3 separate regions of the Homo sapiens genome follow, and regions 1 and 2 are each linked to region 3. The links are chromatin loops, found by intact Hi-C in ENCODE. Cell type or tissue: heart left ventricle. All regions are shown on one strand. Links, peaks and the distances in the headings refer to the core of each region. The heading gives the core; the rest is flanking DNA. Region 1 overlaps LOC100630923 (LOC100289561-PRKRIP1 readthrough). Region 2 has its middle 60 kb from the start of CUX1. Region 3 overlaps COL26A1 (collagen type XXVI alpha 1 chain).

Region 1 (8,564 bases), core at 1,745-4,244, 840 kb after region 3:
GAGGGCACAAGGAGCTAAAGGCTGAACTCCTCACGAAAGCAACTCAGACAATGGAGGGTTAGCTCCCCTGCAACCTGGCAAATCCACACTGTAAATTAGGTCAAGTTTATTGAGGTACAATGTTCATATGATTAAATCCACCCTTTTAAAGTATATGGTTCAAGTCCAGGCACAGTGGCTCACACCTGTAATCCCAGGACTCTGGTTTGAGACCAGCTTGGGCAACATAGTGAGACCCCCATCTCTACAAAAAAACAAAACCAAAAAATACAAAAATTAGCTGCACATGGTGGTGCGTGCCTGTAGTCCCAGCTACTCGGGAAGCTGAGATGGGAGGATTGCTTGAGGCTGAGAGGCAGAAGTTACAGTGAGCAGAGATCGAGACACTGCACTCCAGTGTGGGCGACAGAGTGAAACTCTGTCTATGAATAAATAAATAGAAGTATATGGTTAAATAAGTTTGATAAATGTGGATGGTTGTGTAGCTGCCACCACAATTCAGATATAGAACATTTTTGTCATCCAAATATTATGCAGAGAGGCCAGGTGCAGTGGATCATGCCTATAATCCCAGTGCTTTGGGATTCTGGGGATAGAAGGATCACTGGAAGCCAGGAGTTTGAGACCAGCCTGGGCAATACAGCAAGACATCATCTCTACAAAAATAATAATAATAATAAAGTAAAAATAGCCAGGTGTGGTGGTGTGCACCAATAGTCCCAGCTATTCAGGAGGCTGTGGCAGGAGGATCACTGAAGCCCAGGAGTTTGAGGCTGCAATGGGCTATGGTCACGCCACTGCGCTCCAGTCTAGGCAACAGAGTGAGACACCATCTCAAAAGAAGGAAAGAAGGTAGGAAGGGAGGAAGGGAGGGAGGGAGGGAGGGAGGGGAAAAAATATCTATTACCCAAGAAAGTTCCCTGAGGCCCTCCCAGGTCAGTCCCGTCCTCCTACTTGGCCCATGGCAACTGCTGATCTGTTTTCCATCCCTATCATTTTGGCTTTTCCAGAACATCAAGTAAATGGAACCATTCAGGTTGTGGCCTTCTATTAATAGATCTGACTTCACTCACTAAACATAATGCATCTGAGATCCATCCACGTTATTGCAAGCCTCAAGAGGTCCTTCCTTCCTTTTTCTTTTTTCTTTTTCTTTTTTTTTTTTTTGAGATGGAGTCTCACTCTGTCGCCCAGGCTGGAGTGCAGTGGCACGAGCTCGGCTCACTGCAAGCTCCGCCTCCCGGGTTCACGCCATTCTCCTGCCTCAGCCTCCTGAATAGCTGGGACTATTGGTGCACACCACCACACCTGGCTAATTTTTTTGTATTTTTAGTAGAGACTGGGTTTCACCCTGTTAGCCAGGATGGTCTTGATCTCCTGACCTCGTGATCTGCCCGCCTCGGCCTCCAAAAGTGCTGGGATTACAGGCATGAGCCACCACACCTGGTCCCCTTTTTTTTTGAGATGGGGTCTCACTGTCGCCCAGGCTGAGTGCAGTGGTATGATATCTTAATCCACCTTCTTAATCCGACTCACTGCAACCTCCGCCTCCTGGGTTCAAGCAATCCTCCTGCCTCAGCCTTCCAAGTACCTGAGATTACAGGTGCACACCACCATGCCCAGCTAATTTTTGTATTTTTAGTAGAGATAGGCTTTCATCTTGTTGGCCAGGCTGGTCTTGAACTCCCGGCCTCAAGTGATCCTCCCTCTTCAGCCTCCTAAAGTGCTGGGATTACAGTCATGAGCCACCGCACTCAGCAAAAGCTCCTTCCTTTTATTGCTAAGTAGTATTTCCCTGTAGGTCTAGATCTCAATTTGATGGACATATGGGTTGTTTCCAGTTTTTGGCAATTATGAATCAAGCTACTGTTTGTATTTGCATACAGGTCAGTCAGTGGACATATATTTTCATTTCTCTAGTTTGAGACCAGCCTGGGTAACGAGAGTGAAACTCTGTCTCAAAAAAAAAAAGAAAAGAAAAGAAAAAAAGAAAAAAGAAAAAAAACCCTGCTGTTTTAGTACTTAAAGTATCAACCACTACTCAAAGAATTGAGATAGGAGTACCCACTCGTCTAGGGTAATCAACCATCCTGGCTTGCCCAAGATTCTCCTGGTTTTAGCACTGAAGGTCCCACTTTCTGGGAAACCCTTCAGTCCTAGGATCAAACTAGGACAAGTGTGGTCACCTATTTTTTTTTTTTTTTTTCAGACAGAGTCTCTCTCTGTCTCCCAGGCTGGAGTGCAGAGGTGCGATTTTGGCTCAGTACAGCCTCCGCCTCCTGGGCTCAAGCAATTCTCCTGCCTCAGCCTCCCGAGTAGGTGGGATTACAGGCAGCTCCCCCCACCCCACACGCCCGGCTAATTTTTTTTGTATTTTTAGTAGAGACGGAGTTTCACCATGTTGGCCAGGCTGGTCTCGAACTCCTGACCTCAGATCATCCACCTGCCTCAGCCTCCCAAAGTGCTGGTATTACAGGCGTGAGCCATGTTATTGAATGTCAGGCTCTGCTGGACACTGCATGTCCAAACGTCATTTTACCCATGTGCCAGCGACAAGGTAGATTCGCTTGTACCAATTTTGCACATAAGGAAACAGCCTTAGAGAGGTTAGGTTGCTTGTGCAAGCCCAGGGTAGGTGGCACCCAGTCTGCCAGTCTGCAACGCACTGGTATCTTCCAGCCAGTAGACCTTGCTCCCTGGGTGCCCAGTTCTGGATCTCAGGAAAGGTGGATTAAGGCTCCTAGTGGCGGGACCTGGGTGGGGATTTGCTGCCCTCTGGTGGCAGAAGGGACATCACCCTGGGTGTGAGACTTGTGGGCATCTGTGAGGCGGCCTTTCATCCCAGGGAGCCGGACCTCAAATCTGACCTCAGCCCCAGGAAGGTGCCACCAGGAAGGTGCCACCTAGGAGGGTGCCACCAGGGTTCCCGCCAGGGTCTGCTGGGGCCCTGTCCCATCTGTGTGAGTCACATAATCACTCAGGCTGTCACAGACCCAGGGCTAGACTGCTGGGTTTGAGTCTGTGTGGCCCTGAGCCAATTGCTTTCTCCTCTGGGCCTCAGTTCCATTTCAGTAGAATCAGGATGATAGCCTGGGCAACATAGCAAGACTCCAGCTCTACCAAATAAATAAATAAATAAATAAATAAATAAATAAATAAATAAAATATTAGGCTGGGCAAGGTGGCTCACGCCTGTAATCCCAGCACTTTGGGAAGCTGAGGCGGGTGGATCACCTGAGATCAGGAGTTCGGGGCCAGCCTGGCCAACATGACGAAACCCTGTCTCTACTAAAAATACAAAAATTAGCCGGGCATGGTGGCGGGTGCCTGTAATCCCAGCTACTCAGGAGGCTGAGGCAGGAGAATCGCTGGAACCTGGGAGGCAGAGGTTGCAGTGAGCCGAGATCGCGCCATTGCACTCCAGCCTGGGTGACAAGAGAGAAACTCCCTCTCAAAAAATAAAAATAAAAAGTTAGCTGAGTGTGGTGGCACCAGCCTGTTGTCATAGCTACTCAGGAGTCCAAGGCTGAAGAATTGCTTGAGGTCAGCCTGGGAAACATAGCAATACCCCATGTCTACAAAAAATGTGAAAAATTAGCTGGGCATAGTGGTACCTGCCTGTAGCCCTAGCTTTTCTGGACACTGAGTCAGGAGGATCCCTTGAGCCCAGGAGTTCGAGGCTGCAGTTAGCTATACTGGCACCACCGCACTCCAGCCTGGTGACAGAGTGAGACCCCGTCTATTGAAAAACATATATCTGCTGATAAATATGTCCACAATTTAGACCAGACTTAGACACTGAAGTTATTACCAGCTCCTTCACACCCACATGCCTTAACTCTCTCTTGCCTTCATGCATTCCTTCACTCCATTCATTCGCTTAACTTTCATCCAGCAGATATCTGCCAAGCACCAGCTCTGTGACAGACACTGAGGCTGGGGGTGCCAGGGAGACCTTTACCAACCGGACAGACACTGCCCCGCACTCCTGGCTCTGTGGCTTTCTGATAGTCCGTGGCCTCACATGTTCATTTATTAAGTGTCCTTTTATTGATTGAGTCTTCATTCTTTCTCTTAATGTCCTTATTCATTCATTCATCCATCACTTGCTCATCTCACTGACACGTCTATTCAGTCTTCATATATGTTTTCATTCCTTTATTCTCCAAGCATCCTGGAAGTACCCACTCTACACCATGCCAGGGTTAGATGCTGGGATTCTGGCCCAGCCCACCACACTGCCAAGCCCATGGGGACACAGATGGTGAGGACATAGTGGTAACTACTTCACCAGTTATTGGGATTCAGAGCTGGGAGAGCACCAAGAAGGGAGCAATTCACTTCCTGGAAGTGAGGGGTGGGAGAGGCAATCTGAGAAGGCTTCTTGGAGGAGGTAGCATTTTGGCCAAGTTGAGAAGCCTGTATGGGAGTTCTCCAAGGAGGAAAAGATGCTTTGTTTTGTAGACAAAAACCTTCGTTCTGTGGAGTGTTTGGAGAAAAGTGAGGTACTGGTTGCTAATGTGTGTGATCCTGGGTGAGTTTGTGTGCATGGCCCCAGCCAGGCCAAGCCCTCCCCAGGTTCCAGTGACAGACCTGGGCCACTAAGGACCCTTAATTCCACCCTGAGCTCCTAGAAAACCACCCACTATTGGGCAGCCAGGAATGACCTTTGGAGAACAAACACTTCACCCTCCAGGTACCATCCACTTGTCCACCTGTTCATCCTCTTGGGGACTCAGTGGGAGGGCGACCCTGTCCCTAGGAGCCCATGTCCCTCCAGCAAATGTTTCTTTTATTTTTATTTTTATTTATTTATTTATTTTGAGACAGAGTCTTGCTCTGTCGCCCAGGCTGGAGTGCAAAGGCGTAATCTTAGCTCACTGCAACCTCTGCCTCCCAGGTTCAAGCAATTCTCCAGCCTCAGCCTCCCGAGTAGCTGGGATTACAGGTGTGCACCACCACGCCTGGCTATTTTTTGTATTTCTAGTAGAGACGGGGTTTCACCATGTTGGCCAGGCTGGTCTCAAACTCCTGACCTCAGGTGATCTGCCCACCTCGGCCTCCCAAAGTGCTGGGATTACAGGCATGAGCCACCACACCAGGTTTTTGTGGTCACGGAATGGTCTTGTGTGATGTTGGTGTCCTGGAAATTACTTTTGTTTGACAAGAGAACACCAAGACCCAGCTGTGAATGTCTGTCCAGCTCCCAGGGAAACAGAACAGGAACTGGACAGAGCTTCTCCTTCACATCCTTTCCCTTTTTCCTTCTTTTGTCCCACTGATCACAAAACCCACACCATTGCCTCGCTGACAATATAGCTGCTAACCCCGAGGCTTTAGTCATACAAAGAAAATAAAGAACGAAACTGTCTCAAAAAAAAAAAAAAAAAAAAAAGAATTCCAGAGACTGGCCTTAGGAGATCCAAATATCAAATGAAGCTTGCGGAGTGTCCCACCTCGGGAAGGAATGCTGAACAATTGATTGACACCCTTGTTGCCACCAGCCAGACTACCAGGTGACTCATTACTTAAGATAACCATCGCAACCAGATATGCGACCTGCATACCCTCAAAACCAGATATGCGACCTGCATACCCTCACGTGCTTTGCCCAGCCCAGCCTGCATACCCTACCCCTGATGTCAATTCCCATGCTTTGCCTAATAAAAAAAATTCCCAGCCAGGCGCAGTGGCTTATGCCTGTAATCCCAGCACTTTGGGAGGCCGAGGCGGGCGAACCATGAGGTCAGGAGATTGAGACCATCCTGGCCAACATGGTGAAACCCTGTCTCTACTAAAAGACAAAAAATTAGCCGGGCGTGGTGGCGTGCACCTGTAGTCCCAGCTACTCGGGAGGCTGAGGCAGGAGAATTGCTTGAACCTGGGAAACGGAGGTGCAGTGAGCTGAGTTCGCACCACTGCACTCCAGCCTGGCGACAGAGCAACACTCTGTCTCACAAAAAAAAAAAAAATTCCCCACTGGCTCTTCCACAAGTCAGCTGGAGGATCCCTTCACTTCTGCTTCCATTGTCTTCCCTGCACTCAAGCACAAGCTCTGAAATAAATGCCTTGTCTGGGAAATCTGCTTGGATCCCTGTTAAGTTTCATTACAAGGGGAGCCAAACAGCCTATGGTCTGTAACACCAAATGTATGTGAGCAACAGCTTTTCTCTTTCTCTTTCTCTCTCTAATTTTTTTTTCTTTTTCTTTTTCTTTTTTTTAGACACAGAGTCTTGCTCTGTCACCCAGGCTGGAGTGCAGTGGCACGATCTTGGCTCACAGCAACCTCCATCTCCCAGTTTCAAGCTATTCTCCTGTCTCAGCCTCCTGAATAGCTGGGATTACAGGCACACACCACCACACCTGGCTAATTTTTGTATTTTTAATAGAGATGGGGTTTCACCATGTTGGCCATGCTGGTCTCAAACTCCTGACTTCAAGTGATCTGCCCATCTCGGCCTCCCAAAACGTTGGGATTACACGTGTGAGCCACCATGCCGGGCCTTTTCTGTTTCTCAATGTCAACTAAACAAAAAATCAGGCTTTTAAAAAATTAAGGTTGGTTTTTTGCAATCTTACTGAGGACTGTAACCAGGGAAAGTCTTTCACAGAGTTTGTTAAACTGCTCCAAAACAGAGTTTCAGCACACATTTATATATTTATATTTATATACAGTTTATATAAAAACATTTATATACAGTTGGTGGTGCCCTGCATGTGCTCAGAAGTTATATCAAGCTGGGCGTGGTGGCTCATGCCTATAATCCCAGCACTTTGGGAGGCTGAGGCGGGTGGATCACCTGATGTCAGGAGTTCGAGACAAGCCTGGCCAACATGGTGAAACTCCATCTCTACTAAAAATACAATAATTAGCCAGGCGTGGTGGCGTGCACCTGTATTCCCAGCTACTCAGGAGACTGAAGCAGGAGGATCACTTGAACCTGGGAGGCAGAGGCTGCAGTCAGCCGAGATTGCATCACTGAGCTCTAGCCTGGGGGACAGAGTGAGACTCTGTCTCAAAAAAAAAAAAAAAAAGTTATATCTAATGTGCTCAGAAGTTAACAATAGAGCAAAATTTCATCAAGGCTGTGTGTGAGGGTATTATCTAGTTACAGATTACAGAGGCTTGGCTGGGCATGGTGACTTAACACCTATAATTTCAGCACTTTCGGAGGCCCAGGCAGGAGGATCGCTTGAGCCCAGGAGTTCAAGACCAGCCTGGGCATCACAGCAACACCTTGTCTCTGCAAAAAATAAAAATAAAAAATTAACTGGGTGTGGTGGCATGCGCCTGTAGTCTCAGCTACTCAGGAGGCTGAGGTGGGAGGAGTGCCTGAACCCGGGAGTTCAAGGCAGCAGTGACCTATGATCGAGCCCCTGCACTCCAGCCTGGGCAACCAAGCGAGACCCTGTCTCTAAAAAAAAAAAAAAAGTTATAGAAGCATAATCATTAATCCCGTCAGAGATTATGTACAGGAAGAGGCAGGGGCTAGGATCATTGAACTTGTCTTTTCTAAAAATGCAGTGTTCAGGCAAGAGAGGTGGAAACCTGTGTTCTCTCTCGCTCTTCCCAGCTTATTGTTCAGGGCGTTATTGGAGAGGGCTGCGCTCAGTCACCGAGTCACGGCCTTTGTGAAATCCTGCTCGCAAGCAGAATGAGCAGACATGGTTCCTTAGGTTTATTACTGTGCCTCACACTACGAGACGGTCATTCATTGGCAGAGGTGTATTTGCGGGGGGCCAGGTATAGAGTAATTCAAGGCGGACAAAGGAGGAATGTCCCAGTCTTCAGGAAGCTCAGTGACATGTTTGCGCTGTCTTATGTAAACAGGAGATTGTCAGAAATGGAGGAGGGGGCACCAGATCCAAGGAAGTGCCCGGACAAAGCCGGGAGGCGAGGAGAGCCGACGGGGAGGAGGTGCCGAGAGCATCAGCGGGGCTGCTCGGTGGCACGAAGACGCCCGCGGGGACTGGAGAGGTCGGCTAGGGCCAGGCTACTCAGGCACGGAGGGCCACCTCCCCTTCAGGGACGTGAGCATCTAGCTGCACTGATTTGTTGTTCAGGAACAGGAAATGAAACCCCGCAGCTTTGAACACAATAACCCACGCCAGCCTCAGGCTCATGAATATTCAGCAGGCTGCTTGCGCCTTGCAACCCCGCCTCCGTTCCCCTCTGCGGAGACTGCGTATGCGTCGCCGGCGCGCGGCTGTGTCGTCATACTTGCGCGCCGACGCCGCCGCTCGCTTGTGAAACTGGAAGGCTGCCATGGCTAGCCCAGCCGCCTCCTCGGTGCGACCACCGAGGCCCAAGAAAGAGCCGCAGACGCTCGTCATCCCCAAGAATGCGGCGGAGGAGCAGAAGCTCAAGCTGGAGCGGCTCATGAAGAACCCGGTGAGACGAGGCCCAGGCTCCACGGCCCGTCCGAGGCCCACCCCCTTCCTCTGCAGCGCTTCAGGGTTCCCGCAGGTCCACCTTCCCCGCCTCCAAACTCAGAAACTCAGTATCCGACCCTCCAAGAGCAGTCTTTGGGGAGGAGGAGGAGAAGGAGGCTGTCCCGGAGATA
Region 2 (11,372 bases), core at 4,576-7,075, 210 kb after region 3:
GTGAAGATTACCTGAGATAAACCTGAATTCACCTTGGGCTTCCTATAGGGGTAAAGTTGTCAGATTAAGCAAAAAATATATATAAAAATCAGCCAGAATTGGTGGCATGCACCTGTAGTCTTGACTACTCAGGATGCTAAGGTGGGAAGGATCGCTTGAGCCCAGGAGTTCGAGACTACGGTGAGCTATGATCGTACCACTGCACTCCAGCCTAGGCAACAGATCAAGACCCTGTCTCTAAAAAAAAAAAAATTGCTGGGCACAGTCGCTCATGCCTGTAATCCCAGCACTTTGGGAGGCTGAGGTGGGCGGATCAAAAGGTCAGGAGATCGAGACCATCCTGGCTAACACGGTGGAACCCCATCTCAACTAAAAATACAAAAAATTAGCTGGGCATGGTGGCGGGCAGCTGTAGTCCCAGCTACTTGGGAGCCTGAGGCAGAAGGGCATGAACCTGGGAGGTGGAGCTTGCAGTGAGCTGAGATCGCTCCACTGCACTCCAGCCTCTGTGGCAGAGCGAGACTCTGTCTCAAAAAAGAAAAATTAATAATAATAATAATACATAATATAAAAAATACAGGACACCCAGTAAAATTTGATTTTCAGATTAACAAAATTTTTTAGTGTAAGTATATCCCATGAAATATTTGGGATATACTTGTACTAAAAAAATGACACAGTCTGTATTTTATCTGGCAACCCTATGCAAGATGGGAGAATCAAAGCCCCAGAAAGGAAAGCATGTCAGGAGTTAGGATACGGGTTGGGTTATTTTTTTTTTTTTTTTTTTTTTTTGAGACAGGGTCTTACTCTGTTACCCAGGCTAGAGTGCAGTGGTATGATCATAGCTCACTACAGCCTCGACCTCCTGGGCTCAAGCAACCCTCCTACCTCAGCTTCCTGAGTAGCTGGGACCATGGGTGTGCACCACCACACTTGGCTAATTTTTTTATTTTTAAGAGAGATGGGGTCTTACTATGTTGCCCAGGCTGGTCTCAAATTCCTGGCCTCAAGCTTTCCTCCCACCTCAGCCACTCAGAATGCTGGGATTACAGGCGTGAGCCACCATGCCTGGCCCAGGGTGGGATTTTTTATAATAAAGTCTCACATTTGTACTGTACATTGTAGCCCACAAGGTGTTTTCAATTTGTCATCTCACTCAAGGATCATTATCAGTACCCAGGAGAGTAGGATTTTATTCCCATTTTAGAGTTGAAGAAACTGAGGGTCCTAGAAGCCCAGCTTCCAGCTTCCCCACCCAGCTGAAAAGGTGCGGAGTTGGTGCTCAGCCACGGCATCTGGCCTCCCGTGCAGGCTCTCCCCGGTCTGATTTCTCACTCTGAGCTCTCAGTAGACTACACATTTTTATCCTGAAACCCACAAGCGGGGTTCCGGGACGAGGCTTTCAGCTCCAGCTGCTTGAACGACCCTGTTTAAATGGACGTTAAAACGATGCAGAGAGAGTCCACCATCTCATCTCACTCAGAGGGGTCATGCAGAGTCAGAGAGAGGCCTCTGCGGGGTCTGTCCTCTCTGAAGTCCCTACTTTCCTATTTGCAGGGCAATTGTGTGCCTCGCAGGGCGAACTGCAGAGCCGAGAGGTAGGCACTTACTAGGCGACAGAGCTGAACCACCAGCCAAGACCAGTGATCCAGGCAGAGGCTGAGCTCTGTGTAGCTTTGGTGAAACTGAAGTTTTAGAGTTTTTCTTGCATCAAGTAAGAAAGACCATTATCCGGCCGGGCACAGTGGCTCACACCTGTAATCCCAGAACTTTGGGAGGCCAAGGCTGGTGGATCACGGGAGGTCAGGAGTTTGAGACCAGCCTGTCCAACAGAGTGAAACCCCGTCTCTACTAAAAATACAAAAATTAGCCAGGCATGGTGGTGGGCGCCTGTAATCCCAGCTACTCAGGGGGCTGAGGAAGGAGAATGGCTTGAATCCGGGAGGTGGAGGTTGCAGTGAGCCAAGATCATGTCACTACACTACAGCGTAGGGGATAGAGCGAGACTCCATCTCAAAAAAAAAAAAAAAAGACTATTATCCCGTTTATCTGCATGCATGTGGCCATTGCTTCATCTATTGGTTGCTTGGTTTGTCTGGAGATAGGGTCTCGCTCTGTCACCCAGGCTGGAGTGCACTGATGCAATCATAACTCACTGCAGCCTCTCACTCCTGGGCTCAATGATCCTCCCACCTCAGCCTCCCAAGTAGCTAGGACTACAGGTGTGCATCACCATGTCCAGCTAATGTTTAGTTTTTATTTTTGTAGAGTGGTTTTGCTATTTTGCCTAGGCTGGTGTCAAACTTCTGGCCTCAAGTGATCCTCCTGCCTCAACCTCTCAAAGTGCTGGGATTATAGGTGTGAGTCCCTGCACCCAGCCAGTTCAATGCATTTAAGCAGTGATTTTAAAACGTACTTTCTTTTGCTATCATTATTCACTGAAAAATATGCATTTAAATTTAGTAATGCAGTAACCAAATCTTTCTAGGTTGAATATCGTTGCATGCTGTTCTGACAAAGGAGGGGAAAACTCCCTGTCTGAATTTCCATGTTCCCTCCTCCTACACACATACACATCCTGCGCCACAACAGACTTTTTCTTTCCCAAAAGGAAGGTTCTTTTTTTTGTTTTGTTTTCACTTTGAACTCCTGAGATTCGTTTCTGGCAAGGTTCCTTTCCTCTCTCTCTACCAAACGGTTTTGAAACAGTCATCATTTCCCTGAGATGATAAACAGTGAGAGATTGCTTTTACTTTTGAAGGCAATGAAAACACGTCTATGGTTTCACTTTGAAACACATCAGGAAAAACACTCCTATCACATTTAGCACGTGTAAAGGAATTCTCCATTCATGGGCCACCTGTGTGTCTGATGATCGTTTAATACTGCTTCCCAAGTTTCAGCAATCGCTGGAAGCCACTCAATCACATCCAGCCTCGCGATGTGAGACCCGATATGTTTTCAGCAGTTACCCAGCGTCCTGCGGGTCTCTCCGCCACTCCCGTTACATGTGTTTTTGGGTAATCGCCAGTCTTTTCACAGATGAATGCCAGAACATGGAACAAAGGCTTGAATGCAACGAAAGCACGTCGCGGTTTTTTTATTTTTCTACAAAAGTGTCAGCATCACAAATTGCAAAGGACAATGGTCCCCGATGTGCCTGCACAGACCCCGTTATTCCACCTTGTACAATACTGCGGTGCAGCCAGGGTTCCCCACAGATGTGTCCACCCTTCTGTTGCGAATTCGGCCACCCATGTGACAAATTCCACTTTGATTAGCAGATAATAATTTGTTACTGACAGTTTCATTAGGGAGTCAATATCTTCGTCTCGCCCAAACTGCAATGATTTCAGATGTGCTTTACTTCTTTTGTATTTTCAGAATTTTTACAGAGATTTTATTTTTCAAAGCAGAAACTCCTGTGCTATGTGAATGAGTCTATATATATATATATATATAACTTTATATATATATATACAACTTTATATATATATATATACACGACTTTATATATATATATATACACACAACTTTATAATATATGGGCAACTTATATATGTCTTTTTTTTTAGATGGAGTCCCCCTCTGTCACCCAATCTGGTGTGTAATGGTTCAATCTCGGCTTACTGCAACCTCTGCCTCCTGGGTTCAAGCGATTCTCCTGCCTCAACCTCTCATGTAGCTGGGATTACAGGCACCTGCCACCATGCCCAGCTAATTTTTGTATTTTTATTAGTGATGGGGTTTCACCATGTTGGCCGGGCTGGTCTCGAACTCTTGACTTCAAATGATCCACCCGCCTTGGCCTCCCAAAGTGCTGGAATTATAGGCGTGAGCCACCATACCCAGTCTACATATGTCTCCTTTTTTAGAGATAGATGGGGTCTTGCAATGTTGCCCAGGCTGGTCTTAAACTCTTGCTCTCAAGCAATCCTCCCACCTCTGCCTCCCAAAGTGCTGGGGTTACAGGCATGAACTACTGCCCCTGGCCTCAACTTATGTATGTCTTTATGACCATATATATAAGTTAGTCTTAGTCATCTTTTCAATACCAGCAAAATCAAAGAGTCTCTATAAATTGAGATAGCGATTCAGATTTTTCTTACCTAAACTACAGTGGTTCTTTCCCATCCCAGAGATGGCCTTTGCATATTATCAGGAAACATTGATTTCATCTGCCATGCCCTGCAATGTTTCGGCTTTTATTTTTCTGGTGATTTCATTTTGAATTTGCTGACTTCTATAGGCATCAACAGATTCATACATTAGAATCACTCTCTTTTATGGCCTCCCAAAACTCCCTCCAAATTGGCTTTATTCACAGAAGGAATATTCTTGTCATGACTCCTTAACGATAAACACTGTTTTGCAAGAAATAAAATAGTTTAACCTTGAATTTCAGGTGTGTTCTTGTTTCCTCAAGCTGTTATGAGTGAGCAGATAATAATCTGTTAGTGACAGTTTCACTAGGAAATCAATATCCTCTCCCAATTGCAAATGATTTCAGGTGCATTTTACTTCTTTTGTATTTTCAGAATTTTTACAGAGATTTTCTTTTTCGAAGCAGAAACTCCTTGTACTGTGCAAATGAGTCTGCTCTGCAAAACATTGACAGAAACAATGAGGAGGGGTTTTTTTTGTTTTGTTTTGTTTTGTTTGAGACAGGGTCTTGCTCTGTCGCCCATGCTGGAGTACAGCGGCATGATCTCAGCTCACTGCAACCTCTGCCTCCCAGGCTCAAGCAATTCTCATGCCTCAGCCTCCCGAGTAGTTGGGACTGCATGCACATGCCACCATGCCGGGGTAATTTTTGTATTTTTAACAGAGATGAGGTTTCGCCATGTTGGCCAGGCCACTCTCGAACTCCTGGCCTCAAGTGATCCACCTGCCTCGGCCTCCCAAAGTGCTGGGATTACAGGTGTAAGCCACCTCGCCTGGCCAGGGAGGGTGTTTTTTTTACCCCATTTCCTACCCTGCAAATCTGACTCCAAGAGTTTTCATCACTTCCAGATTTGCCTTAAACTCTTCACACATTAAAAATACATTTTAAGACTCGGTAACATAGCGAGACCCCATCTCTACTAAAAATTAAAAAAATTAGCCAGGCATGGTGGTGCATGCCTGTGGCCCCACCTACTCGGGAGACTGAGGTGGGAAGATTGCTTGAGCCCAGGAGTTCAAGGCTACGGTGAGCTATGATCACACCACTGCACTCTAGCCTGGGCAATGGAGCAAGATCCTGTCTCAAAAAACTTAAAATTAAAAATAAAGTAGAAATAAATTTTAGCTTATCTCTCACAAATGTCAAACTATGTGTGGCATCCTGGCATGAAACCCTATAATTTTCTATATCTATATTGCCATCATTTACATACAGATTAAGTATTGGTGATAAAGGCATACTTGAAACATTGAGTCCCACCATTTGACAACATGACTCAAGAATGAAAAACAGATCGGGTATGGTGGCTCACACTTGTAATCCCAGCATTTTGGGGGGCCAAGGCAGTAGGATGGTTCAAGTCCAGGAATTTGAGACCAGCCTGGGCAGCATAGTTGGAGACCCTTGTCTACACAAAAAATTCAAAAATTGCCAGGCACAGTGGTTCACGCCTGTAATCCTAGCACTTTGGGAGGCTGAGGCGGGCAGATCAACTGAGGTCAGGAGTTTGAGACTATCATGGCCAACATGGCAAAACCCTGTCTCTACTAAAAATACAAAATTTAGCTGGGCCTGGCGGTGGGCGCCTGTAATCCCAGCTACCTGGGAGGCTGAGGCAGGAGAATCGCTTGAACCAGGAGGTGGAAGTTGCAGTGAAATGAGATCGCGCCATTGTACTCCAGTTTGGACAACAAGAGTGAAACTCCATCTCAAGAAAAATAAATACATAAAAAATTAGGTAGGTGTGGTGGCACAGACCTGTAGCCCCAGCCACTTGGGAGGCTGAGCTGGAGGGATTGCTTGAACCTGGGAGGTCGAAGCTGCAGTGAGCGATGACAGCGACATGGCACTCCAGCCTGGGTGACAGAGTGAGACCCTGTCTCAAAAACAAAACAAAACAGAAAAAACATTGCTGGCATTCCTAAGAATGGGGTCAATACCTTCAGAATCGGACTGCCCTGGACTCAAAACGCTCCCACGTTTCCACTTATCCACAGGCTTTTTAGACTGACTGAGCCAAACTCTTAGAAATATAAACACAGCATTTGATTTTCACATCTTTTTTCCAATAATTGCACTTACCAAGAGAGAAACCATAGCTGACCATGATCAATGTATCCAATGATTGAAGGAGAGTAAAACATTTGTTTTCCCCGCAATACAAAGGTATGCACTTATCAACATGAATAAGTTTACTTCAGTCAGCAGGCACAATATTTGTCAACTGAGGATGCTAAACTGATGGATCCCGTGGTGTTGGCTTTCATTTTTCTTTTGTAAGTGTCTTTTTAATTTCTCTTTTATGGAGATGGAGTCTCACTATGTTGCTCAGGTTGGTCTCGAACTCCTGGACTCAAGCAATCCTCCCACTGTGGCCTCCCAAAGTGCTGGGATTACAGGCATGAGTCACCGTGCCCAGCCAGCTTTCATTTTCTATCTTGATAAGGAGATAACTATTTTTTATTATTACTATTATTTTATACTACTACAGCAGAAAGAGAAGAATGGGCTAGGTGTGGTGGCTCACACCTGTAATCCCAGCACTATGGGAGGCCGAAGCAGGAGGATTGCTTGAGGGCAGGAGTTTCAGACCAGCCTGGCCAACATAGCAAGACCCCAGCTACAAAAAATTTAAAAATTAGCCAGGCCTGGTGGTGCATGCCTGTAGTCTCAGCTACTCAGGGGGCTGAGGTGGGAGGATTGCTTGAGGCCAGGAGTTTGAGACCAGCCTGGGCAACACAGCAAGACCCCATCTCTACAGAAAGAAAAAAAGTTTTAATTGTTTTAAAAAGAGCTGGGCCCAGTGGCTCACGCCTGTAATTCCAGCACTTTGGGAGGCTGAGGCGGGTGGATCACCTGAGATCAGGAGTTCGAGAACAGCCTGGCCAACATGGCGAAACCCTGTCTCTACTAAAAATACAAAAATTAGCTGGGCACGGTGGTGAGCGCCTGTAATCCCAGCTACCTGGGAGGCTGAGGCAGGAGAATTGCTTGAACCTGGGAGGCAGAGGTTGTAGTGAGCCGAAATCGCACCACTGCACTCCAGCCTGGGGGACAGAGCAAGACTCTGTCTCCAAAATAAAATAAAATAAAATAAAATAAATTGTTTTAAAAAGGGAATGATGAATTGTGTTTCACGCATATGTAGCTAATTCCACATTGTCTGACTTCTCTAACAGGTTTTTGACATTAATGCAGTTTTTCTTCTCTGCCTTTTTGGGAAATCGGGGTCACTCCTAGGATGTTCCATTCACCCTCTTACTCCTTGGACTTTTGAGGAACATTTCCATGCCAGGGACACAGCTAAACCCTGGACACACAGATGAACAATCCATTTCCTGGCCTGGAAAGCTCATAACTCCAAAGGTAAGACAGCTGTTGACAATTCTAAACCGTTTTTATTTACAACACTTCTAACACCAAACCCAAACGTGTGAGGTTTTCTTCCCCACATCAACCAATTCTCCAACTTTCCAGACACCAACTGGGTGTCCCACAATTCAAATCAATTCTTCTTTATTTTATTTATTTATTTATTTATTTTGAGACAGTGGCCCAGGCTGGAGTGCAGTGGTGCAATCACAGCTCACTGCAGCCTTGACCTCCCAGACCCAAACAATCTTCCTGCCTCAGCCTTCCAAGTAGCTGGGACTACAGCACCACCATACCTGGCTAATTTTTAAAAAATTCTTTTTGCTGAGACAGAATCTTCTTATGTGGCCCAGGCTGGTCTTGAACTCCTGGGCTCAAGTGATCCTCCCATCTCAGCCTCTAAAAGTGCTGGGATTATAGGCATGAGCTGCAGCACCCGGCCAATTCAATTCAATTCCTTTTTTTCTTTTTTTTGAGACAGAGTTTCTCTCTGTTGCCCAGCTGGAGTGCAATGGCATGATCTCAGCTCACTGCAACCTCCACCTCCAGGGTTCAAGCGATTCTCCTGCCTCAGCCTCCTGGGTATCTGGGACTACAGGCGTGCGCCACCACGCCTGGCTAATTTTTGTATTTTTAGTAGAAATGGGGTTTCACCATGTTGGCCAGGCTGCTCTCGAACTCCTGACCTTAAGTGATCCACCCGCCTCGGCCTCCCAAAGTACTGGGATTACAGGCGTGAGCCACCACACACAGCAATTCAATTCAATTCTGACACTAACTGCCAGGAGTTAGGGCAGATCCCACAGGATAAGGACTCAGGCCCACAAGACTGCTCCCCACTTCAGATGCCAATCACATGTATTGAGTGCACAGAGGACCCACTTTTTTTTTGAGATAGGGTCTTGCTCTATCACCCAGGCTTCAGTGCAATGGCACACAGGATCATAGCTCACTGCAGCTTCGATCTCCTGAACTCAAGCAATCCTCCCACCTCAGCTTTTCAAGCAGCTGAGACCATAGGTGCGTGCCAGCATGCTCGGCTAATTTTTATTTTTTATTTTGTAGAGACAGAGCCTCGTTATGTTGCCTAGGCAGGTCTCAAACTCCTGGATTTAAGCGATCCTCCTGCCTTGACCTCCCAAAGTGCTGGGATTACAGGCGTGAGCCACGGCACCCAGCCCCATATCCGCATTTTTGTCCAACTTGGCTATAAAGTTGTGGGTTCCCACAATCCCCTCCTCAGATTCAGTAATTTGCCAGAATGGCTCACGGAACTCAAGGAAACACTTTCCTTACTATTATTGGTTCATCTTCAAGGATATTATAAAGGATACAGATGAAGACACAGAAGAGATTACACAGGGCGAGGGGTGGGGGACTGGTGGAGTTTCCGTGCCCTCTCCAGCAAGCCACGCTCCCCGCATCTTTTTTTTTTTTTTTTTTTTTGAGATGGAGTTTCGCTCTTGTTGCCCAGGCTGGAGTGCAATGGCGCGATCTCGGCTCACTGCAACCTCTACCTCCCAGGTTCAAGCAATTCTCCTGCCTCAGCCTCCCTAGTAACAGGGATTACAGGCATGCATCACCACGCCCGGCTAATTTTGTATTTTTAGTAGAGATGGGATTTCTCCCTGTTGAGGCTGGTCTCGAACTCCTGACCTCAGGTGATCCACACACCTCGGACTCCCAAAGTGCTGGGATTCCAGGCTTGAGCCACTGCACCCAGCCTCTCCCCGCATCTTGATGTGTTCACCAGCCTCGAAGCCCCCTCAACCCAGTCATTTAAGGGCTTTATGGAGGTTTCATTACATAGGCATGATTGAGGAAATCATTGGCCATTGGTGATTAATTCACTCTCCAGTCTCTCTTCCCTCCTTGCAGGTCCAAGTTGGGGCTGAAAGTTCCCACCTTCTAATCATGTGGTTGGTTTTTCTGGCATCCACCCCCATCCTGAAACTGTCTAGTGGCCCAGAAAGTGTCACCTCATTAGCATAAACTCAGATTTGGTGGAAAGGAGTTTGTGATGAATAATAACAGACACTCTTGGGCCGGGTGTGGTGGCTCACACCTGTAATCCCAGCACTTTGGGAGGCCGAGGTGGGCGAATCATCTGAGGTCAGGAGTTTGAGACCGGCCTGGCCAACATGGTGAAACCCAGTCTCTACTAAAAACACAAAAATTTGCTGGGTGTCGTGGTACACACCTGTAATTCCAGCTACTTGGGAGGCTGAGGCAGGAGACTCACTTGAACCCAGGAGGCAGAGGTTGCAGTGGGCCAAGATGGCACCACTGCACTCCAGCCTGGGTGACAGAGCAAGACTCCGTCTCAAAAAATACATATAAAAAAATAAAAATAAAAGACACTCCTAGCACTCAGGAAATTCCAAGGGTTTTGGAGGCCTGTGCCTAGAACCAGAGACAGACCAAATATAGATCTATTTCTTACTATATCACAGTTACAGTGGGATAACTGCAGGAGATTGGTAGGTCATTTCTTCCTGGTGGGGTGAGGAGGAAGGAGCAAAGGTTTCATAGAAGTGACTGGCAGCCAGGCAGGGTGGCTCAGGCCTGTAATCCCAGCACTTTGGGAGGCTGAGGCAGAAGGATTGCTTGAGTTCAGGAGTTCAAGACCAGCCTTGGCAGTATAGCAAGACCCCCATCTCCACAAAAAAAAATTGAAAAATTAGCCAGACATTGTGGTGCACACCTATAGTCCCAGCTACCCAGGAGGATGAGGTGGGAGGATAGCTTGAGCCTCAGAGGTTGAGGCTGCAGTGAGCTGATTGCATCACTGCACTCCAGACTTGGTGGCAGAGTGAGAATCTGTCTCAAAAAAAAAAAAAAAAAAAAAAAAGCCAGGCACGGTGGCTCATGCCCTGTAATCCCAGCACTCTGGGGGGCTGAGGCGGGTGGATCACCTGAGGTCGGGAGTTCAAGACCAGCCTGACCAACATGGTGAAACCCCGTCTTTACTAAAAATACCAAAAATTAACCAGACATGGTGGTGCACGCCTGTAATCCCAGCTACTCGGGAGGCTGAGGCAGGAGAATTGCTTGAACCCAGGAGGCGGAGGTTGCAGTGAGCCGAGATCGCGCCACTGCACTCCAGCCTGGATGACAGAGAGAAACTCTGGCTCAAAAAAAGAAAAGAAAAGAAAAAAAGAAGTGACTGGCAGTGGCAGGAGCAGGGGATGACTTGTGGCCACCCATAAACCCAACCAACACCCAAGCCACCACCTCCAAAATCATACAACCTCAGTGGAAAGGCCATGAAAATTCAGTTTGAAGACAAGTTCCCAGTTTCTCTACCCAACCTGATTTCAACCCTCAACCCTCTCCCAAATAGAAATTGGGGGGGGAGGGGGTGCTTTTTCAGGCCCTTTGCCCACCTTTGGGGAGAGACAGCCTCCTCCTCTGGCACTAAGAGGATGCTGGTGTTAGCTAGCACCATCCTTCACATCCAGAAAGGACTCCCTGCTCCCGGCCCCCAAAAGCAGACCTTGTTCCACCTTGGATGGGGCTGATATGACAAACACCGGTGCCTGTCCCAGGATCAGACACATTGCCACAGAATCTCTGGGCATGGGACCTAGGTGTCTGCATGCATTTAAAACAAGTTTTTTAATTTTTATTTTTTATTTTATTTTATTTATTTATTTTTTTTGAGACGGAGTTTTGCTCTTGTTGCCCAGGCTAGAGCACAATGGTGCGATCTCGGCTCACTGCAACCTCCGCCTCCCAGGTTCAAGCAATTCTCCTGCCTCAGCCTCCCGACTATCTGGGATTACAGGCATGCACCACCACACTTAGCCTGGCTAATTTTGTATTTTTAGTA
Region 3 (11,372 bases), core at 5,247-7,746:
GTAATTACCTTTGCTTTAATCACAATTGTAATAATCATAGTTGCAATCGATGAAGCCCTCCTGGTTGCCAGACACTGAGGTGGGGCTTTATCCTGGAGGACATTTAGCAAACAACACCTGTCTATAAGGCTGAATCCAGGGGTTGAAGGCTGAGGTCTACCATGAGTGGTCAGGATCTGCACTGTGCCAGTTATTAAATATTTTCATATCAGATATGAAAATATTTCAAATACAGATATAATTTTTTTTTTTGACATGGAGTCTCACTCTATCACTCAGGCTGGAGTGCAGTGTCGTGATCTCGGCTCACTGCAACCTCTGCCTCCTGGGCTCAAGGGATTCCCCTGCCTCAGCCTCCCTAATAACTGGGATTACAGGCACGCACCACCAAGCCCCGCTACTTTTTGCATTTTTAATACAGAAGGGGTTTTGTCATGTTGGCCAGGCTGGTCTTGAACTCCTGACCTCAAATGATCTGCCCTCCTTGGCCTCCCAAAGTGCTGGGATTACAGGTGTGAGCCAGCACACGCAGCCTAATTTTTGTATTTTTAGTAGAGACGGGGTTTCACCATGTCGGCCAGGCTGGCCTCAAACTCCTGACCTCAAGTGATCCACCCGCCTCGGCCTCCAAAGTGTGGAATTACAGGTGTGAGCTAGCGCACCCAGCCTACAGATATCACTCTTAATCTTCACACAAAGCTTGGAAGCCTTGAGGTTACAGGGGAGACACCTGAGGCTCAGAGAAGTTAAGTGACACCCCTGGGGTCACCCAGCAAGCCAGCAAGCTGGGGGCATTTTGCCTCCATGATTCTCTGCCCTTAGAGCCCTTTGGAGGGGGCGCTCTCCCTCTGCCCTCTGTTCTGAGTGTCTATTCTGATGCTGGGTTGGGGAGCAGGGGCAGAGCAGGGAGGAGAGATGCATGACACAGGTGGCCTCCAGTGGCCAGTCCCAGGGCCGGGGAAGGAGAGTAGGGTATCCTGCATTCTTGGAAAGGGACTGAAGGCTGCGGGAGGAGGGCCGAGCTCAGGTCTCCTACGGGAAGGGGGACCTCTCTCACTCTGGCCCCCGGCCTACCCCTCGAGCCGCTGTCCCTAAGGTCTCACCCCCAGAGCGTTACCTCATGCCCACATTCTTCAGATCTTTCTTGGGGGATGGAGGAGGAGGGGCTTCCCATCCCACCGGGGACCCAGGCCCACGAAAGCGCATGCCTGGCAAGACCTTTCCAACCAGGGGAAAATGCAGTTTCAAGAATGGCCACCAGGTGGGGCACACACTCTACACATGGTGACACCTGCAGCCAACCTGGATTCCAGAGCGCAGGTGGGGCTCTTCCGAGGCCAGCAGCCCCCAGCCAGGCCCTCCCCACCATACCACAGTCCCATGCAGGCAGAGTGCAAAGGGCCCTAAGACTCAGTGCAGGTCCCTTCATCAGATCAGCAAACTTTTTTTTTTTTTCTGAGACGGTCTCGCTCTGTAAGCCAAGCTGGAATGCAGTGGTGTGATTATAGCTCACTGCAGCCCAGACCTCCTGGGCTCAAGCCATCCTCCCACCTCAACGTCCCCAGTAGCTGGGGCCACAGGCGTGCACCACTATGCCCGGTTAACTTTTGTATCTTTTGTAGAGATGGGGTCTCACTATGTGGCCCAGGCTGGTCTCAAACTCCTGGGCTCAAGTGATCTTCCTGCCTCAGCCTCCTAAGGTGCTGAGCAAACATTTTTCAGCATCCTCTCTGGGCCAGAGGGAGAAAAGGCTGTCCCCTGGCCACACAGCAAGCCTTACCTCTCCATCTCCTTGTCCACCCTTGGGGTTTAGAGATCTGTAGCTGGGAAGATCCATCCTTCAGGACCTCCTGGGGCCTCCTCGGAGGCCACCTGTTGGGGAGCACTTTGCCACAAGCCCGGTTCTTGACCCTAAGCAGAGAGACAGCAGGGTGTGAGAGAGGGACCTGGAGCTAAGCAACTTCATCTGCAGCCTGGCTGTGTGAGCTTGGGCAAGGGACCAACCTTCCTGAGCCTCAGTTTCCCCACATTGAAAATGGGAACGAAAGCAGTTCTTAGAATCATAGATGTTTGTAAGTGCAAAGCTGGTTTGTAAGTTGTAATAACCAGCTCCAAGGTGATGTGAGTGCCTTTGCCTGTTTAGGGAGTCCCAGGTAGGCAGGGCTCCTGGGGGAACGTAGGCTGACAGCCCAGGGGGCCAGGCCTGGAGCCACTGGAGGCTGGGGGTCCACCATGTTCTGATGCCCTGTCTCCTTCTCTCCCCAGGGCCCCCGGGGCAGACAGGACCACCAGGGCCTGCAGGCCCCCCCGGGTCTAAAGGTGACCGAGGCCAGACAGGAGAGAAGGGTCCAGCGGGGCCGCCTGGTAAGAAAACCCCCCACATATGTGATGTTGTCAACCTGCGGAAGGGGCTGGGCTTTCTTCTCTACTGGAACAGGCGAGGTGTCCCACGCACCCACAGCCCTGATCTTGCTGGGTACCAGAAAAACGGGGTCTTTTTTTTTTAATTTTTTGAGAGGGAGTCTCGCTCTGTTGTCCAGGCTGGAGTGCAGTGATGCCATCTCGGCTCATTGCCACCTCTGCCTCCCGGGTTCAAGCAATTCTCCTGCCTCAGCCTCCTGAGTAGCTGGGATTACAGGCATGCGCCACCACACCTGGCTAATTTTGTATTTTCAATAGAGACAGGATTTCACCATGTTGGTCAGGCTGGTCTCGAACTCCTGACCTCAGATGATCCACCCACCTTGGCCTCCCAAAGTGCTGGGATTACAGGCGTGAGCCACCACCTCACCTGGCTTTTTTTTTTTTTTTTTTTTGAGATGGAGTCTTGTGCTGTGTCGCCCAGACTGGAGCACGGTGGCACAATCTCAGCTCACTGACACCTCCACCTCCCAGGTTCAAGCAACTGTCCTGCCTCAGCCTACTGAGTAACTAGGATTACAGGTGCCTGCCACCATGCCTGGCTAATTTTTGTATTTTTAGTAGAGACAGGGTTTCACCATGTTGGCCAGGCTGGTCTTGAACTCCTGACCTCAGGTGACCTGCCTGCCTTGGCCTCCCAAAGTGCTGGGATTACAGGGGTGAGCCACAACACCTGGCCAAAACAGGGTCTTCAGGGGCTTCGGGTACAGGCATGAGCATCGAGGCTGTCAGGGGCCAGGAGCAGTTCTCAGCCATTTAAACACCTCCAGAGACCACCCTCTCAACTCCTCCTGGGTCCTGCCGGGGAAGGACCCCTGGTTCAGCAGGTACAGGGCCAGCCCAGGATGGTGGCTTATACTTGGTGTTCCTGCCACAGGGCTGAAGTCCCTGGGAGGGACCAATGGGCCTCTGGCCAGAGCCTTTGCTGATTTCACCGTCCCTGCCCCCCTCACCCTCCCAAGCTGCCACTAAGTGTCCCCTCTGGACTGGGCTGGGAAGGGAAGCCCATTTCATTTACACCCCAGGACACCCCCAAGGAAGACTGTGGATCGGAGGTCACCACTGACTGCCTGTGGGCCCCTGACCAACCCTGTTTCTTTCAAGGCCTCAGTTTCCCCATTTGTAAGTTGCAGCCACCCGCCAGGCTCCGGCTGCCACAGTGACTGTTCTTTTCCTCATTGCAGGGCTCCTGGGGCCTCCAGGGCCCCGTGGGCTTCCTGGAGAGATGGGGCGCCCCGGCCCCCCAGGACCACCCGGCCCAGCAGGCAACCCAGGCCCCTCACCAAACAGCCCCCAGGGCGCCCTCTACTCCCTGCAGCCGCCTACAGACAAAGACAGTGAGTAATGCCCCTGGGGGGCCAAGGGAGGGCTGAGCTACGCTGTGTTCTGGGAGGGATCAGCCTTCCTTAAAGGATCCTGGGAAGTGGACCCCACCACATGCCCATCCTGCTGCACCCAACTGGCTCACTCCTGCAGGCCTCCTCCAGGAAGCCCTCCATGCAGTGTCCAGGGCCTGCCAGTGACGATGACAGGGAACAGCTTGGGAGCAAGGCTTGGTCCTGGGGCTAAGCATCCTCAAGTGGACCCAGGGCTAGCCCCAAGCCCTGCTTTTGGCCCCAAAGTGGCCTGTCTCTGCCTCAGTGCTCAGCTCCCTGCCTTTGGGGTTGTGAGCCCCAAAGTTCACTCTGCTGGCTGACTTGGCCCAGATTCCCTACCTGGCTACCCCACCCCACCAAGGTTATCCCTTATTGTACTTGTTCCTCACCCGCCCTCACTGCAGGTCATTCAGCAGGTGTTTAGTGAGCACCTACTATGTGCAAGGCACAGGATTTTAGCCACTGGGGACACAGCAATGTGCAAAACAAACTCCGGCCCTCGGGGGCACCGGCCAGTCCAAGAGAGCCTCTGAACACACAGAAATGTCCACTTCTACCTTGGGAGGTGGGGACAAGGAGGTGCAGAGAGTGGACGGGACCAGGACTCTGGGCCTAAGGGACCATGAGGTAGTGGGAGGCCAGGCAGAGGAGTCCGTGAGCCCTGAGAGGAGCATCATTTCTGGTTAAGTGTCCCGGCAACTGGGGAAGATTTTTACTTTAATTTTTTTTGACATAGGGTCTGTTGCCCAGGCTGGAATGCAGTGGCGCCATCATAGCTCCCTGCAGCCTCTCACTCCTGGGCTCAAGGGATCCTCCCACCTCAGCCTCCTGAGTAGCTAGGACCCTAGGCATGTATCGCCACATCTAACTAATTTTTTTTTTTTTTTTTGAGTGGAGATGGGGTCTCACAATGTTGCCCAGGCTGGTCTGGAGATGTGGTCTCACTATGTTGGGCAGGCTGGTCTTGAACTCCTGGCCTCAAGTGATCCTCCCTCCTCAGCCTCCCAAAGTGCTGGGAGTACAGGTGTGAGCCACTGTGCCCAGCCTGGGGAAGGGTTTTATGAGGAAGGTGATGGCATTGCCCTGGGGCCCTGGGTCTGGTTCAGGATTGGCCAGGGTGAATCAGGTGAGGGGCTCATCCTGGAGGGCCATGGGAGATGGGTTGTTAAACAGACTCCACCCCTGCTCCAGGCAGTGTGGTCGCCATGATGTAATCAGACTCCCCAGGCACAGCTCAGAGGGGTGGGCATGGAGGGCTTCCTGGAGGAGTGAGCCAGTTGGGTGCAGCAGGATGGGCCTGTGGGATGGAGCCTGGAAGAAGATGCCAGCCTGGGGCATTGGAGAAGTGAGCAGGGCAGACCCAGAGTCTGAAGAGCCTGGAATGTTCTAGAAGGTATTTATGTTTTATATGAAGCTGACCGACCTGGCTTTCCCTGCTCTTTGTCTGGGCCTCTCCGTGCTCCTCTGAGCAGTGGGGGCAACAGTATCTGCAGCGGGCCCCAGGGTGATGGGAGGAGCCCCCCTGGGCTTCGTGTGGCCTGGCTCAGGGCTCAGTGCCCCGGACCAGCCTCCCAGCACTGCCAGGTCTGCCCCACCAGACCCCTGGCCGCTCCGCTCTTCCCACAGATGGAGACTCAAGGCTGGCCTCTGCCATCGTGGACACAGTGCTGGCAGGTGTCCCAGGACCCCGGGGTCCCCCTGGTCCACCAGGTAAGTGAATGGTGGGCTGGCCTGCATTGAGGACTCCATCCCCCCAGGGCTGGCCTGAGCCATGGGGCCTTGAGGGGAGCTGGAGGTCGGCTGGCGGTCCATGGCTTCTGGGCAATGCTGGGGACTGGGTCTGTCCCACCCGCTGTGTGGCAGGAAATGAAGCCCCTCGTTTCCTAGTGGCAGTGCCCCTGGGGGACTGGATGCATGAAACCCACGTGATTCTGCTGGAATAAGATGCCTGCATGAGGCTGCCCTTGCATGGGCCAGAGTGGGACACACACCAGTGGGGGATGGGGTCAGGACAGAGGTGGCAGGAAGTCCCTACCTTTGAGGCAGAAACCAAGGGGTTCAAAGGGGCTGGGACCTGGCTGTCAGTCCTGGCCTGACCTTCCATCATCCACATTCCTCATTGGGGGAAGAATGCAGGGCTGACTGCCTTGTCCCTTTCTGCCCGGGAAGGGAGTCATTCATTCATTCATTCATTTGTTTATTCACTGATTCATTCATTCTTTTATTCATTCATTTATTCATTCATTCGTTCATTCATTCATTCATTTGTCCATTCATTCATTCGTTCATTCATTCATTCGTTTATTCATTCATTCATTCATTTCTCTGTGCGTCTCACAAACATTCATTGAACATCTGCCACTACATGTGCCAGACAGTGATCTAGGTTCCCGGAACTCCTGAATAATCAAAACAAACATCATCGAGAAACTCTCATTCTGGTGGAGGACAGGAATATCATCATAAATTGTGACTTCGACAGGATCTGAGGGAGCTACAAGGGAGAAGCTGGGGCGTGGCGGGGAGGCGCCGTCAAAACGTGACATTTCAGAAGATGCTCTAGGGAGGAGAGGGAGTAAGCTCAGAGGGTACCTGGGGGCCTTCAGGTGACATGCCAGGTCTCTGGAGAACTGGACAGACTCCTGACATTTGTCCCCTGGAGTGCCTGTCCTCACATGCCCTCTCCAAACCTGGGAGCCAGGCCATGCTGGACAGCCCAACATGCGGCTCCCTGCACCACAGGGAGGGATCATGAGAGACCCTCCCTGGGCCCGTGTGGGGTCATGAGAGACCAAGACCTTACTCTTCCTAGCAGGCTGGAGATTAGTCATGAATCTCCCTCCCTGAGCTGGGCACACACATGAGACCCAGCCCGGCCCTCTGGGTACTCCACATCCCATGGGGCAGACAGACGTGTAAACCTCAGTGGCCATGGGCGGTGGCTGGTTTACATAAGGGATTTGCCTGGAGAAGCAGTGGAAAGCTGGGAAGGCTTCCTGGAAGAGGTGATGCTCTGTGTCAGACTGGTAGGAAAACCAGTAGGAAAGGGTTTGCTGGGAGAGTGGAGGAATAGGGAGGCTCCAGGAGGAAGGACAGCTTTAGCAGAGACGCCAGGAGGGTGTCTGGCTGGGGCAGGGAGGGTGGGAAGGGGCCGGGCTGAGGACTTCAGGAGCCCTGAAAGGGATGTAACTGGGCTTGGATTTTTGAGAGTGTACTCTTGGGGGCCATAGGAAGGGTCGATGATCAGGAGGCTGTTATAGTAACCCCAGCAAGAGGGATGGGTCCCAGGTCCCGAGGCGGGAAAGACCGGAGAGACGTACCAGGGGACCAACTGGCTGGGGCGTGGGAGCAGTCTGGACGGACTTCCTCCCTTGCCTGCCGGGTCTCGGGATTGGGGCTGCGTCGTGGACGAGGCCCTGGGAGGAGGAGGTGTGGGAGCTGTGGGCAGCCGGTGGAGAGGACCCTGGGCTCCGAGGATGGAGACCTCGTTGAGAGGGGGTGTGCCTCCCTCCTCCCCACACCATTCATTCCCAAACCCTCCTTTACTTCCCATGGAGACAGATCAAGAACAGGTGCTGGGGTGGGAGGCTGGGGGCGCCCCCTCTCTGGCCCCAGGTGACCATCTGTGACTCTGCCCACAGGTCCCCCTGGGCCTCGAGGTCCCCCAGGACCCCCAGGAACACCTGGATCCCAGGTAAGGACTTTGCCATTTTAGGTAGGGTGTGGGAGGCGGCGGGTGGCGGGTGGCCTTGTCTCCCTAGGGGAGAAGAAGCACCTTTTTACCAGCAAGAGTCACTCAGGAAGGAGCCAGTCGGCCTGGCCGGTGAGATTTTATTTTATTTTGTTTTATTTATTTTTAAATTTATTTTTGAGATGGAGTCTCTCTCTGTCACCCAGGCTGGAGTGCAGTGGCGCCATCTCAGCTCATGCAACCTCCACCTCCTGGATTCAAGTGATTCTCCTGCCTCAGCCTCCGGATTAGCCGGGACCACAGGCGCACGCCACCACGCCCAGCTAATTTTTGTATTTTTAGTAAGAGATGGGATTTCACCATGTTGCCCAGGCTGGTCTCGAACATCCGACCTCAAGTAATCCATCCGCCTCAGCCTCCCAAAGTGCTGGGATTACAGGTGTGAGCCACTGCGCCCAGCCGAGATTTTAATTTTATTAGCAGCAGTGACTCTTTGCTGAGTATATCCTCCTCCTGTTATGCCAGGGAGGTGTTAGCATCACTCGCATTTCACAGATGAGCTAACTGAGTCCCAGAGAGACCAGATGCTGCCTGAGGTTGTACAGAGGGTGTAGGCAGAGTTGGGCCAGGTCACAGAATCTCTGCCTCAGCCCCTCACCTTGCCCTGAGAATTGCCCATGGGGAGGCGGCACCCCAAGCCTGACTCAGCCCCTAACCCCAGGTTCGCCCTGCCTCTGCAGCTGTCAGAAGTCAGGAAGAGCAGGTACAAAGGCCCTGAGGCAGGGAAAAGGCTGGCAGGTAGTGAGCAATGGAGTGTGTGGTGTCGGATGAGGCACAGTGGGCAGGGCCTTATCTACGGGTCCCAGGTGTGGGCTTTTGTTACAGTGGATGGAATTATTGAGTTTCAGGGAGGGTGATTCCATGATCTTATTTACATCTTTAAAAAGCTCCTCTGAGGGGCCAGGTGAGATGGCTGACGCCTGTAATCCCAGCACTTTGGGAGGCTAAGGTGGGAGGATCGCTTGAGCCCGGGAGTTTGAGACCAGCCTGGGCAACATAGCAAGACCCCATCTCTATAAAAAATTTAAAAATTAGCCTGGTGTGGTGGCGTGCGCCTGTAGTCCCAGCTACTTGGGAGGCTGAGATGGGAGGATGGCTTGAGCCCAGGAGTTGGAGGCTGCAGTGAGCTCTCATGGCACCACTGCCCTCCAGCCTGGGTGACAGAGCAAGACCCTGTCTCATTAAAAAAAATTAATTAATTAATTAAATATGTAAAAATAGAAAGTAGACTCGGCATGTCTGGCCAATGGAATAAGTCTGGTGAGAAGGGCAGGGAAGGCTGTAGTTTCACTCCCTGGTGTCTGTCAGGAGCAGCTGGGAGGACCAGGGAGGCATTTCCTGAGAAGGGGAGGCTTCGGGATGGGGGGCACCAGGAGTTCCCTTTGGAGAGAGGGGGAGTGGGCACCTCATGGTCAGCTGGGTGGCGATGTCAGGGGACAGCTGGACACGGGCCTGGGGCTCCCGGGAGCCGTCTGGGCTGACATCAGCACACGTGGGACCCTGGCCATCGCTGTTAGTATCACTAGTTCTCTCCACACACCGGACCACCTGCTCCCCTTCTCTGCCTGACAGCCGTACGTGGCATTGGCCCATTTTGCAGGTGAGAAGACTGAGGGCTCAGCTGGGGTCCCTAGTCAATAGCAGCTCCAGGTGGCTCCAGGACTGGAGGCCTTTGAGTCTGCCCTTCCCGTGCCGGCCGGGCCATCCTCCTCTCCCTTCCTCTTCTGCAGACTCAGAGCACAGTGGGCGGGGAGGGGGGTGGCCAGAGGGCACTGGAGACTTGGCCAGGACCGGCAGGCCTCACACGCTTCCTTTGGTTTTCTGCAGGGCCTGGCTGGAGAGCGAGGCACAGTGGGGCCGTCCGTAAGTGTGGGCTGTGCAGATGGGCCTGGGCCACTCCCAGGCAGAGGCTCTGATGCAAGCCCAGGGCACTGGGTGGCGGGGGTTGGTGGGGGGGTTCAGCCCTGGGTGGCCCTGCTGGAGCTCAGGCAACAGGGAGGGACTGAGAAAGGACTCAAATCGCCTCCTGCTGCGGGGTGAGGAGGGAAGCGACCTCCAGAGAGTGCGCTGACAGTCCTGAGTGCCTGCAGCCCTGGATTAATGCACTGTGTGACCCTGGCCTTTCATTCATGCGCTGTGTGGCCTGGGGCCATAGGTTAACATGCCGTGTGACCTGGGAAGTCCCTTCTTTTCTCTGAACCTCCCAGAAATAGGCTTAGACAGCCTTCCTTTAATCGACTTTCTTGGAAACAAGAACTTATGAGTCTCCCAGCCTGACCAACATGGTGAAACCCTGTCTCTACTAAAAATACAAAAATTAGCTGAGTGTGGTGGTACGCATCTGCAGTCCCAGCCACTCTGAAGGCTGAGACAGAAGAATTGCTTGAACCCGGAGGCAGAGGTTGCAGCGAGCCAGGATCACGCCACTGCACTGCAGCCTGGGTGACAGAGTGAGACTCCATCTCAAAAAAAAAAAAAAAATTATGAGTATAGACTCCTGCCTCTAGGGCCAAGGAGTCAGGCGCTTCCTTGATGCCCAAGCCTCACTGTAGGGGTGTGGGGCGGGGAGGAGGAGTGGAGCTTTGCTGAGCACCTACTATGTGCTGGCCACAGTGGAGGTGCTCTCTTCCCCCACAGCGCATGTAAGCTTCACAGCGACCCCAAGAGACCATGCTTTATTATCCCCGTTTGCCAAAACTGGCCACTAAGGCTCAGAGAGGTTAAGTAACTTGCCCAAAGCCACACAGCGAGGCAGTGGTGGAGCCTGGATTTGAACCAGGGAGTGTCAAGCTCCCAAGCCATGCCTCCTCCCGTGCTTGTCTAGTGACCAAACACAACACAGGAGACACAATGATGGCACTTCTAGGTGCCAGGCTCTAATCTAAGCTCATTGTCCCTATTGATTAACTTAATCCTCCTAACAACAGATGAGATAGATACTATTACTGATCCCATTTTACAGTTGGGAAAACTGAGGCACCAAGAAGTACAGTGACCCACTCAAGGCCACACAGTAGTAGCTGGACATTTACATGTTACTGTGAGCTGGGCATGGTGGTGGCTCATACCTGTAACCCCAGTGCTTTGGGAGGCCAAGGCAGGAGGATCATTTTGAGGCCAGGAGTTCAAGGCCACCCTGGACAACATAGTGAGACCCACCCCCATCTCTATAAAAATATTAAAAAATTAGCTGGGTTGTGGTGGTGCGTGCCCATAGTCCTAGTTACTCAGGAGGCTGAGGTTGGAGGATCACTTGAACCCAGGAGGTAGAGGCTGCAGTGAGCCATGATCGCGTCACTATACTCCAGCCTGGGCAACAGAGCAAGACCCTGTCTCAAAAAATTGGCTGGGTGCGGTGGCTCACGCCTGTAATCCCAGCACTTTGGGAGGCCAAGGCAGGCAGATCACCTGAAGTCAGGAGTTCGAGATGAGCCTGGCCAACATGGTGAAACCCCGTCTCTACTACAAATACAAAAATTAGCCAGACATGGTGGCGCATGCCTGTAATCTCAGCTACTCAGGAGGCTGAGGCAGGAGAATCGCTTGAACACAGGAGGCAGAGATTGCAGTGAGCCGAGATCACAACACTGCACCCCAGCCTGGGTGACAAGAGTGAAACTCCATCTCAAATAAATAAATAAATAAAATACAATAAAATATGTGACTTTGAATCTGGTATTACTGGCCTTGTGTTGGAGACAGACAGCAGCCCTTCCAGGCAGGCTACTCAATCCTGGAAGGGCCCAGGCATGAACTTGCCGGCTTCCTAGCCTGAGTCTCTTCTGCCCCAGAAGCAGAATGAAGCACTTACAGCCAACCCTGGA

What was found. Peaks named below come from ENCODE experiments on the same cell type or tissue, not always from the same donor. Only the 100,000 strongest peaks of a DNase experiment are listed, where the experiment ranks them.
Region 1: it touches region 3 in a loop (5-fold over the local background); 24 of 110 quality-filtered maps call a loop at or near these places.
Region 2: it touches region 3 in a loop (5-fold over the local background); 2 of 110 quality-filtered maps call a loop at or near these places.

The regions. Positions count from the first base shown.
Region 1 is chr7:102,388,146-102,396,709 of GRCh38, forward strand. The region is part of intron 4 of LOC100630923 (LOC100289561-PRKRIP1 readthrough); the gene reads left to right. PRKRIP1 (PRKR interacting protein 1) reads left to right here and starts at 8,218. Exons shown (of 6, transcript NM_024653.4): 1 at 8,218-8,392. The coding sequence starts at 8,267. RefSeq lists a silencer at 8,074-8,153 and enhancers at 8,174-8,413, 8,195-8,564. In heart left ventricle, for the core only: CTCF peaks have their summits at 2,778 (motif pointing left) and 2,989; a DNase peak (open chromatin) is centred at 2,776.
Region 2 is chr7:101,751,918-101,763,289 of GRCh38, forward strand. No RefSeq gene overlaps it. Among named protein-coding and RNA genes, the nearest start is that of CUX1, 60 kb to the right of the region's middle. In heart left ventricle, for the core only: no CTCF peak of the experiment used is centred there; no DNase peak of the experiment used is centred there.
Region 3 is chr7:101,541,733-101,553,104 of GRCh38, forward strand. It overlaps COL26A1 (collagen type XXVI alpha 1 chain), which reads left to right. Exons shown (of 13, transcript NM_001278563.3): 6 at 2,266-2,364; 7 at 3,606-3,758; 8 at 5,424-5,507; 9 at 7,439-7,491; 10 at 9,376-9,411. Among named protein-coding and RNA genes, the nearest start is that of LINC01007, 22 kb to the right of the region's middle. RefSeq lists an enhancer at 394-1,062 and a silencer at 1,076-1,370. In heart left ventricle, for the core only: no CTCF peak of the experiment used is centred there; a DNase peak (open chromatin) is centred at 6,649.